Linked DNA regions of Homo sapiens: region 2 is linked to region 1. A link is a loop called in an ENCODE intact Hi-C map of the cell type or tissue named here. Cell type or tissue: heart right ventricle. All regions are shown on one strand. Each heading gives the region's core, and the rest is flanking DNA. Links, peaks and the distances in the headings are about the cores only.

Region 1 (5,388 bases), core at 230-5,229:
GTAAGTCACCATTTGTGGTTTCACAGCTCTGGAATAAATGACACTTCCAATAACATTATCCTATACAGGTGTAAAATATACAAATTGGGTGAGGAAAATGGTAGCATCATTGAAATGCGCACAAGCAAAAAGCCTGGGAAGCAAGCATATGGCAGAGTGCCGGGCTGGGGAGGCAGGGGCCGCCGGCTGGAAGATCCACACACCTTGGCTTCCTGGAGCAGTCGCCTCAGGGGGCCAGAGCCAGAGCTCCATGCTTCCACATCTAATTTGGATGATTCTGTGATTATTATATCATTTAGGGTATTCCCTGCCTAAACTCTTTTTAAATTTATGGCTCTGGTTCGACTTGCATTTTTTTCCCTCCTCTTCTGAGTTTGTCATGAGTTGTTGAAAAGCATATTCAATCAAGCAAGAGCATAGCTTTTTGAGTTTATCCATACAAGTAAAATAACAGATTTAGTGAGTGATAAGCGAAGTAGTCATCAACATAGATAAATATAGAGACTGAAAGCTCTATCATTTATGTATTTCTTCTGCAGCAGAATATATGATGCTTCCTCTTATTTTATTTCTGTTCCCAGTGGGTCATATAATTTCTGCTGGTTTATGAAGGCTAATCTTAAAACCCTTTTTGACTTCTACATTTAAAGGCTTGGAAGTGAGTATGACATCATGGGGGACACTCCAAGCTTTAGTGAGGAGTCATGGGTTTCAGTACTAGTTTGCTCTGCTAAACCCAGTCCCTGGCCTGAGGGCAGCCGTGTTTCTATGCTGATTTTATAGATGGTGACACCAAGGCCTAGAACAATTAAGGGACTTTACAAGGTCATGGGATGCTTAACTTCAGCCCTGACTATAACTGCAATTATGGTATGTGGGCCCCCTGAGAAGTCACCGAAAACCCCTGTCTAATATTTCCTGTGGACCCTCAACCTCCAGACCACCAGGCCTTGTAGGTAACTTATTCAGTGGAAGCCAGGCCAATTGAGTAAATCATGATTATGAACATTGAAAAATGAGAGGAGAGAGAACATGAACAGAAGCATTTTAGTTTATAGAATCATAGAGTTGGAGGCATTTCTTCAAGCAGACAGATTTTGTGCGTATCAAAACGTGATTGGGGAAAAACAGGTACACGTAGCCTCCTTCAGATGCATTTTCTGTTATGGTCAAGTTCATTCCAATAATAATTAATTTGAGGGCTTGTGAAATGTTAGGTGCTATTCTAAGTGTTTCGTATGCATAACTTTATTTTTCCACCAACCAGCTCTAAGAACTAGGGACACTCTTACCCCCATTATACAAATCAGGGACATGAGGCATGGAGTGAAGAAGTAGATTTCCAAGGTCATAGAGCCCACATGGAGTAGAGCCAAGATTTGCCCCAAGCCCAATTCCAGAGCCCATACTCCTAACCACTGTCCCATTGCCCTTCTTGTAGGAGCAGATTTTCAAGTCTCATTTTCAGTCCCTCCTGCTGCAGCAGCAGGCCTTATTTTTCTTGCTGAGTAACACCAGAAATGGTAATCAGCTCATGCCAGCTGAGTGCTTTCTTCTAGGCTTGGCAACAGCCATGAGCCCATCACCTGGTTAAATAACCCCCTGCTTGCCACTCCATTCCTTTGGTCTGTGATGGTATGGAACTTTGGGAAGAACCCAGAGACTAAATATCTGTTTGCTGTCTGTCATTGAACAAGTGACTCACCTTTTCTCAACTTCAATTTTGCATTTGTCAAAAGATTGTTGTTCCTGACCTGGCCATCTTAGAAAAGGTACAGAATCAAAATACCATATAGGCCAGGTGCAGTGGCTCATGCCTGTAATCCCAGCACTTTGGGAGGCTGAGGCAGGTGGATCACAGGTCAGGAGTTCGAGACCACCCCGGCTAACATGGTGAAACCCCGTCTCTACTAAAAATACAAAAATTAGCCGGGCGTGGTTGCATGAGCCTGTAATCCCAGCTAGTCAGGAGGCTGAGGCAGGAGAATTGCTTGCACCTGGGAGGCAGAGGTTGCAGTGAGCTGAGGTTGCACTCTAGCCTGGGAGACAGAGCAAGACTCCGTCTTGGGAAAAACAAAAACAAAAACCATGTATCAGTGGTCCTCAACTTTTTTAGTGCTAGGGACTGGTTTTGTGGAAGACAATTTCTTCACAGACAGGCAGGGCAGGGGAGTGGGGTGCGGAGAAGGGAGGATAATTTCAGGAAGAAACTGTTCCACCTCAGATCATCAGACATTAGATTCTGATTAGGAATATGCAAGCTAGATCCCTCACATGGGCAGTTCACAATAGGGTTCAGGCTCCTATGAGAATCTAATGCTGCTGTTGATCTGACAGGAGGCGGAGCTCAGGCGGTAATGCTCACTCCTCCTGCACCTGCCGCTTAACTCTTGCTGTCCAGCCCAGGTCCTAACAGCATACCAGTCCATGGCCTTGGGTTTGGGGACCCCTGCCATATATGCTATAACTACAGAATGATGTACAATGATGAAGTGATGTTGGCATTATTATTATATGTCATCAGGATGTGGTGTGGATTAAATGAGGTCACACCTCTAAAGCATTTTTCTGTCATGTTGCCTGACATGTAAGAGGCACTATGAGTTGGTTGGTTATCATGTTACTAATTATTATCATTGCTAATGTACCTTGCAGTGATTTAAAGTTTACATGCTTAATTTGCAGAGAAGGCACGAATTTTAAGTTTACATAATTCAAAGTTTACATGCTTAGGCCGGACGCAGTGGTTCACATCTGTAATCTCAGCACTTTGGGAGGCCAAGGCGGGCAGATCACCTGAGGTCAGGAGTTCGAGACCAGCCCGGCCAACATGGTGAAACCCTATCTCCACTAAAAATACAAAAACTAGCCAGTCGTGGTGGCGTGCGCCTATAATCCCAGCTACTCGGGAGGCTGAAGCAGGAGAATCACTTGAACCCAGGAGGCGGAGGTTGCAGTGAGCGGAGATCATGCCATTGCACTCCAGACTGGGCGACAGAGACTGTCGCCTTTTGAACATAAAATGTTTAAACACTGAATGAGGTGTAAGAGATCTGTCTACATGTGCTTTCAGGTTACAAATGTGGGTAGGGGTTCTGAGATGCTAAAATTGACAAGAAAGTCTTAAAAAAAAAAGTTTACTTGCTTAATTTGCCAGAAATGGGCAGTGCCTCAGAGCTAAGCAGTAGGTACTATTGTTTCCATTTTCAGATAACTTGTAACTTGTTCAGAGTCTAGTTTTGTTCAGATTTTATTTCTCTGGAGCTATGCTATTCCTCTGTCTCTGTCTTAAGTGGCCCAGACAACTGTACATGTGATAATATAATAGTAATAATAATTCTGGCTTGGGCTTAATACACTTATTAATGTTGAAGTATTTTAAGCTGTGGAATCAACCAAGGAGCACAGTCTTATTTATTTCATATGAATCTCACGCAAGGGCACAGTTACTTGAGTAATGATTCTTTTTCTTCTTTTAAATGTTCTTAACTTAAATCTACAGTACAACTGTTTAGTTTTTACAGTGTCTAGGTACCAGTCTATCAATTTGTCAGTAATCACTCTGTAATCCACCATTTAGTATCTGCAGGATTACTTGTAATCTGCTTTTAGGGCTATGAATTCTCCATTGTTCATTTTCACTGTTCAACCTTTAGCCAGCTACATTGCCAAAAGTACCATGATTTCCTCACAGATTTACAATGAAGGGCACAGAGATCCTGCAGGGGAAGCTAATGTAAGACTTTTTGATTTAGAAACAATATTTGGAGCCAAGAACCAGAGTACTCAATACTCCACTAGAGTCTTGTTCCCAGAGGGAAAGAGCAACCAATTTATAGATTTTTAGTTTTAAAGTGAGTTAGAAAAATATACATTATGGCAGAGAGTAGCTAAGGAACAACTACAAAATGATGTTGCTTCTTCTGGTGTGCGTAACCAGACCTCTCCATCCCAGTGCGAACATCATGGTGTACTTAGTCAAACCTCGATAGGATAGCCTGCTACACACCTAAGCTATATGGTGTAGCCTTTTGCTCCTAGGATACAAACCTGCCCAGCATGTTAGAGTACTGAATACTGTAGATAACTGTAACACAATGGTAAGCATTTGAGTATCTAAACATAGAAAAGGTACAGCAAAAATACGGTGTCAAGGATAAATAATGGTATGCCTCTCTAGCGCACTTATTGTGAACGGAGATTATAGGACTGGAAGTTGCTCTGAGTGAGTCAGTGAGTGAGTGGTGAGTGATTGTGAAGGCCTAGGACATTACCATATACTATTATAGATTTTATAAATGCTCTACACTAAATGTATAAAAAAATTTCTTTCTTCATTAATAAATGAAATGTGGCTTACTGTGACTTTTTACTTTATAAGGTTAAGTTGTTTTTAACTTTTTCACTTTTGTAATACTTATATTAAAACACATTCTACAGTTGTGCAAAATATTTCTTATATTCTTATTCTATAAGCCTTTTCTTATTTTGATTTTTTTTTTTTTTACTTTTAAACTTTTTGGTTAAAAACTGAGGCACAAACAGATACATTCACCTAGGCCTACATAGCATCAAGATCATAAATATCACCAACTTCCACCTCCATAGCTTGTCCCACTGGAAGGTCTTCAGGGGCAATAACACGTATGGTACTGTCATCTCCTATAATAACAATGCCTTGCTTATTCTGGAATGCCTCCTAAAGGACCTGCCTGAGGCTGTTAACTTTTTTTTATAAGTAGAAGGAGTGTACTCTAAAATAACAATAGTTAGTATAGTATAGTATAGTATAGTATAGTATAGTATAGTATAGTATTGTATTGTATTGTATTGTAACTAAAACCAGTAACATAGTCGTTTATTATCATTATTAAGTATTATGTACCGTACCTAGTCCTATGTGCTAACTTACACATGACTAGCAGTGCAACAAATCTGTTTATACCACCATCACCACAAACACTTGCATAAAGCATTGTGTAATAGCCTCTATGATATTGTAGTGGCTTACAACATCACCAGGCATTTTAGGAGTTTTTCAGTTTCACTACAATTTTATGGGACCACTAACATATATGTGGTCCGTCACTGACCAAAACAATGTTATGCCATGTATGACTGTATTTAAAGCTCCTTCTCCAGAAGAGCCCCCAGAGTTTTCCTGCTGACCACTCTCTAGTCACACATGTTTGAGACAGACAGCAATAAGATAGCATAAAACACAGAGACTCATGAAGTCAGTGGTACGCAAACCCCCAATTAGGATTATTGCCTGTCCATCAATAACAATCACTAGACAATGCAGATTCTGGTTCAGCTGCCTCTGCTCAAAATGCTTTGGAGCTCTCTTGGAAATTCTTTCAAGCCCTGCCACATTCTTCTAAATAT
Region 2 (5,388 bases), core at 104-5,103, 59 kb before region 1:
TGGGAGATAACTAACACAGAGCTCAGAGATTCCACAGGTTGGTTCTCAAACCATGGATTAACCTAGCCTTGAAAAGAGCCGCTTGGCTAATTGCATCTGCCAGCTGCCATGTTGGTTACTACGTTGCAAAGAAGGATGGTGTCATGATATTACAGATCTCTAGAATAGCAGTACTGACAGCTTCAGGGATCACCTCATCTGACCATATGGTTTTATATTTGAGGAAACATAGAGAGATGAAGTGACTCACTGAGGGTCAAAAAAATATGACCTTCTGGGCATTTGAAGAACATGGAACTTCCCTTGCATAAAAGGTGTGAGTTTCATTCAGCTCAATTCCATTTGTGTAACTTTAACTCCTTTCCTCCTGAGCAACATGACTGAGTATTCCATAGGCAGGGGACAGAATTTCCATTTAACTAATGAACAAACTGAAGTCAGGGAGTTTAGACATGTCCAGAATCACCCAGAGATCTAACATTGTATTGCCTGGATAAGCAGGCAAGTCTCCTGATGTTGTTGAGTCTTTGTAGAGCATTGATTCACAAGCATTTGGCCATTTACTTGGGAAAAATTTGTCCTATGCCAGCCATGTTCTTTAAATTAATTATCTCCATGGCCAAGAGTATGCATTTATGAGCCAGCTGAAAAGTCAGGGTTATTCCATTTGGGGGAAAAATTAAGTAGAATTAAGCAGTTAATACACCACTGAGCATGGAAGCTTCAGCATTGAACATTAAACAGTTATCTTGATACACTTTGCTTCTCTTCCATCTATGGACATGATTGATTACTTAACCTCCCCTTATGACTGGTCAAAGCTTTGAGAATTGGTTGTTATGGAAAATGAGCTATGCAGTACATTGAAACCCACAACTTTCATAATATTCCTCCTGACAGTGCCCTAATGCTACCTGGAGGAGTGTGTGCAGTCTAGAAGACACAAGATAGCAGATGCCCATGAGAAAATGAGCCAGCATGGTGGTTGCTTAAGGGTAAAGAGAATGAGGTGTTGAGGTGCATTTGCAGAAGTCCCATGGCTGCCAGGGAGACCCACACTCCAGTCCGTTTTTTTTTCCTTCTCTTGCCAAATTTTCTGCTTTTCAGAAAAATCCCTACAGTCATCTTTTTATTTGGCTGTAGACAGACACAAACAGGAAAACATCAAGATGGCCCAGTTGTAGATGTGGGACCCTTGAGACTGTGGCTTCCGTTCAGCTTGCACTAAGAGGGCAACTGCCATCTAGTTAATAAATGATGCCAGGTTGGGGGTTAGGCACTTTTGTGATTCTAGTTCCCCAGGCTCCTGTCACTCTGTCCTTCCCTCTGATAAACAGGCTCTGGGATCAGTGAGTCAGATGTCATCCACAGCCTAGGGCTTGGTGTAGAGTCAGTGCAGGGGAGCTCTAGAAGAAATGGCTAGAGAGGGAAAATGACCTGTACTGTATTTAGAGCTTTGAAGAGTGAAGTTTTTACTCCATCTTTAATCCAAAATTAAGAATAGTTGCATTTTAGTATTTATAATGGTACAGCTGAGTAGAACTGTGTATACCCTTTATCATATTAGCCACTTTATTATTTATTATATTAATGGGGAAACTGAGGTTCAGAGGAACAGTGAATGCACTAGAAACCAGGTTTGTTAATATGCTTTTCCTACCATGCCCCCTGTGCTTTGAGTTGCCTTTGCATTCTAGGAGTCAAATTTGCTAATATGGCAGAGGATGGGTTTATTCAGAAGAAATCTAGAAATACACCATAGACCCTAGGGTTGTTTCCATGCCAACTCACCTGATTATTTAGTAACAAATAGACTCCCAAACCAAAGTACATTGCTCATCCCCCACCCTCAACCTTGGGGATAACTGATTAAGCTAGATACCCCATTAGCAAATCACCTCCTATGTGGCATCAAATGTGTTCCCAGATGGTTCAGAAGAGCATAGTCACTTTTCAAGATCAGGGAGAGCAGAGCAGGACGGCAGTTCAGGATAGGCGTGTCCAGCTTAGGCAGCCTCTCTCCATGTTCCAACCATGCTCTTTTTCCTTCTTGATCCTGTGTGAGTTTTTTTTTTTTTTTTTTTTTTTTTTTTCACGAGAATGAGCTAAATTTTCCAGGGCTCGTTTAATGGCTGGGAAAGTTGCTACAGTTCTGCCTGGATTTTTTTTTTTTTTTAAACCACAGCGCTCAAGCTGTTGGGTACATACCCATGAGGCAGTAACCATAAAGCTAAGAGACAACTAAATCTTAGTTCCATCTCCAAAAATGTATGTTTTTTTTTCACCCTGAAAATTCACACATAATAAAATACTTAAGAACCTCCTTTCATTTCCCCGTATAAATACAGGGCTGCAAGGGAAGGAGATTGGATCCAAGAAGAGAGGACAGGCTGTAGCCTGCACCAGAGCTGGGACCCACTCAACTCACAGACTCACTGCAGAAAAACCAGGCTGGATAGTCAGGCTACTTTTATGATGGGAGAAATGACTATTTTTATAGCACACTAAATAAAACCTGCTTTTGGAGCTAGAAGTTTACTGCCAGAATGGGGAGGGCTGTTGTTTTTGTTTTCTGTTCTCCTTCCTTTCTCCCAAACCCTCCTTTTCAGCTGAGACAGGAAAGGAAGGTAGTGAGTTTTCAGGAGTCCTTAGAAAGTCTGTAGAAATAATATGATTTTAAAGATTATACTAAACATTATCCTAATTTATCCCAGCATCTCATGCTGATTTTACAGGGAGTACATTCAGCATTCTTGCCTTTCCCAAATCATTAGAAGAGTTCTCTCAACCAAGCAATAACAAACAACAGCAATAACCTCCATTTATATAGTTTTTTTTGGTTTCCAAAATGTTTTCACATCCATTAGGACTTCAGGGCAACCTGGAGAAGCCGGGTGATCAATTCTTTATTATAGAAAGAAGGAGTGATACCCAGAGAGGTTAGGTTACTTGCCCAAGGTCATGCCACTAATTAAGAGGTGAGTGAAAAGTAAAAAGCAGATACATTAAATAAAGAGCAAATAAAATTAAGACCCTCAGCTGGGAAGGGGGAAGTTGTTGGGGACATTACAGTGAGGGTAAGGCAAGGCTGAGGCATGATTCTGAATGTAGATATTACATTTTATTTATTTTTATTTGTGTTTGAGAGGGGGGTCTCACTCTGTCACCCAGGCCAGAATGCAGTGGCATTGTCATAGCTCACTGCAGCCTTGAACTCTGGGTTCAAGTGATCGCCCCACCTTGGCTTCCAAAAGTGCTGAGATTACAGGTGTGAGCCACTGTTCCTGGCCGAAGTGTCGATATTATGGAAGGTGGTTTCTGTTGACCTGCAGCTGCAACATGCCTTTGTCTTAAAAGCCTTATGCCTGGTGCATAATTATCAAAGGCTGGGAGAAAAAAGGCCTAATACATCTAAAGCTTCCATAAGGCCACAGAAGAAAGCTTTTCCCTGCATGATTTTGTCTGATGGTTAGTGCTGCATCATCAGGAAGTGCCGCAGAAAGATGTTTCCCTGACTGGGGATGCAGTGTCCTCGTGGCATGACACAGTGGTCCCTCAGGGGCCCTCCCAGCTTCCTCGTGCCCCATCTCTTCTTGGATTCAGGGAATTTCTGAATGCCATTCCCAGAAGTGCCTATCCCAAAACATGGTTAAGCTAGTGGATCAAGGAAAGAGGTCCTCAGAGCAACTGCCAATAGGGCAGTGATTAGAAGGGCAGGTGTCTGAGAAGGGGCCTGCTTAAGAAGCAACCAAAATCATCCACACCAAGCTGTCTAACCAGAAATGCTCAAGGAACTGATTTAAAAACAAACAAACAAACAAACAACAACAACAACAACAACAACAAAAAGAAATTCTGCAGGAGATAGTCAAGCCATCAAGCTAAGCAAAAGCTTCAGGTTCAGGTCAGTCTTTCCTTGGAGGTCGGTTCAAGAATCCAGAGCTATTGGGAGAGGTTCTATAGGTAAGAAAGATTCAGCAAAGTGTATGGGCTTGCCGGGTGCCCAGAGGCTTTATGAGGGTGCTTTTCACATGTCTCCTGATGGAAGGGCTACTGTCAGGGAAAGTAGGAGGGGTAGCTTGAGATTGGAGACAGGAGACTGTGGCTCAAGTTCTGGCCCTGATTATCCATTTGAGTTTAAGCAATCCATTAGTCTTTTAAGACTTGATCTCTTCATCTGTAAAATAGGGTCTCCAACGTCCTTCACAACTAAGATTTCATATATTTACAAAAGCACCATGTCTCGTCTATAGTGCCACCGAATGTATATGTTTGTTTAATGAATGATTCTCTGATGAAGAGAGTCAGATGCCTCAGGCTATGACCTAATGTAGCTCTGCAGCCTACATTCAACCTTCACTGTCACCATTCCATGACAGCAACTGCCCACAGACAGGCGCCAGTGCTCATCATTGAAAATATGTGATTCATCTTGTCCCCATGACTCTATAGCATGTCAGCACCCTCACCCCAAAGCACTGCTTCAAGAAATATACAATGTCTAGCTTTTTATATTTTGATAGAGGAAAAGACAAAACTCTCTAAGAAAAGGGGATAAGGTGTGTCCATTTCACAACTCCTGGATAACTGATGAACAATCTTAAGGTATCTATACTCCAGGAAGGCAGAGAAGATTGAGGCTGAGCTATTTGGCCCGAAATAACTGCAGAATCACAGCCAGTGAGTGTGCCCAATCAAAATGTGGCAGTAACCAGAGCCAGGTCTGGGCTGGCCTCCTCTTCAAAGCAGTTATTGTCACTGTGGTTATCAGTGACCTCTCCCAGACCTGGCATCACCGATCAGGAGTTTGAACTAGAACTGTTGCCAAAAGGGATGTGGGGATGACTAGGGTTAAATGGTGCAGCATGCTGTACCCCTGTTAGTGGGTAACTGCATTTATGATGGGTGTCAATACTAGTAATTAATTTTTAAAAGGAGACTAGTAATACCTGACATTTGTTGAACACTTCCAATGTGTTCTGTGATGACATTATATATATAATTATACTTTAAGTTCTAGGGTACATATGCACAATGTGCAGCTTTGTTACATATGTATACATGTGCCATGTTGGTGTGCTGCATCCATTAACTCGTCATTTACATTAGGTATATCTCCTAGTGCTATCCCTCACGCCTCACCCCACCCCACGACAGGCCCTGGTGTGTGATGTTCGCACCCTGTGTCCAAGTGTTCTCATTGTTCAATTCCCACCTATGGGGGAGAACATGCGGTGTTTGGTTTTCTGTCCTTGTGATAGTTTGCTCAGAATGATGGTTTCCAGCTTCATCCATGTCCCTACAAAGGACATGAACTCATTCTTTTTTATGGCTGTATAGTATTCCATGGTGTATATGTGCCACATTTTCTTAATCCAGTCTATCATT

What was found. A loop is a pair of places that touch in the nucleus more often than their neighbours do. Peaks named below come from ENCODE experiments on the same cell type or tissue, not always from the same donor. Only the 100,000 strongest peaks of a DNase experiment are listed, where the experiment ranks them.
Region 2: a loop joins it to region 1, with 4 times the contacts of the local background. A loop is called at or near these places in 1 of 110 quality-filtered maps.

Annotation. Positions count from the first base shown.
Region 1 is chr18:44,982,127-44,987,514 of GRCh38, forward strand. All of the region lies in intron 4 of SETBP1 (SET binding protein 1), which reads left to right. Among named protein-coding and RNA genes, the nearest start is that of MIR4319, 15 kb to the left of the region's middle. In heart right ventricle, for the core only: no CTCF peak of the experiment used is centred there; no DNase peak of the experiment used is centred there.
Region 2 is chr18:44,922,943-44,928,330 of GRCh38, forward strand. All of the region lies in intron 3 of SETBP1 (SET binding protein 1), which reads left to right. Among named protein-coding and RNA genes, the nearest start is that of MIR4319, 45 kb to the right of the region's middle. In heart right ventricle, for the core only: no CTCF peak of the experiment used is centred there; no DNase peak of the experiment used is centred there; H3K27ac peaks cover 1,510 bases.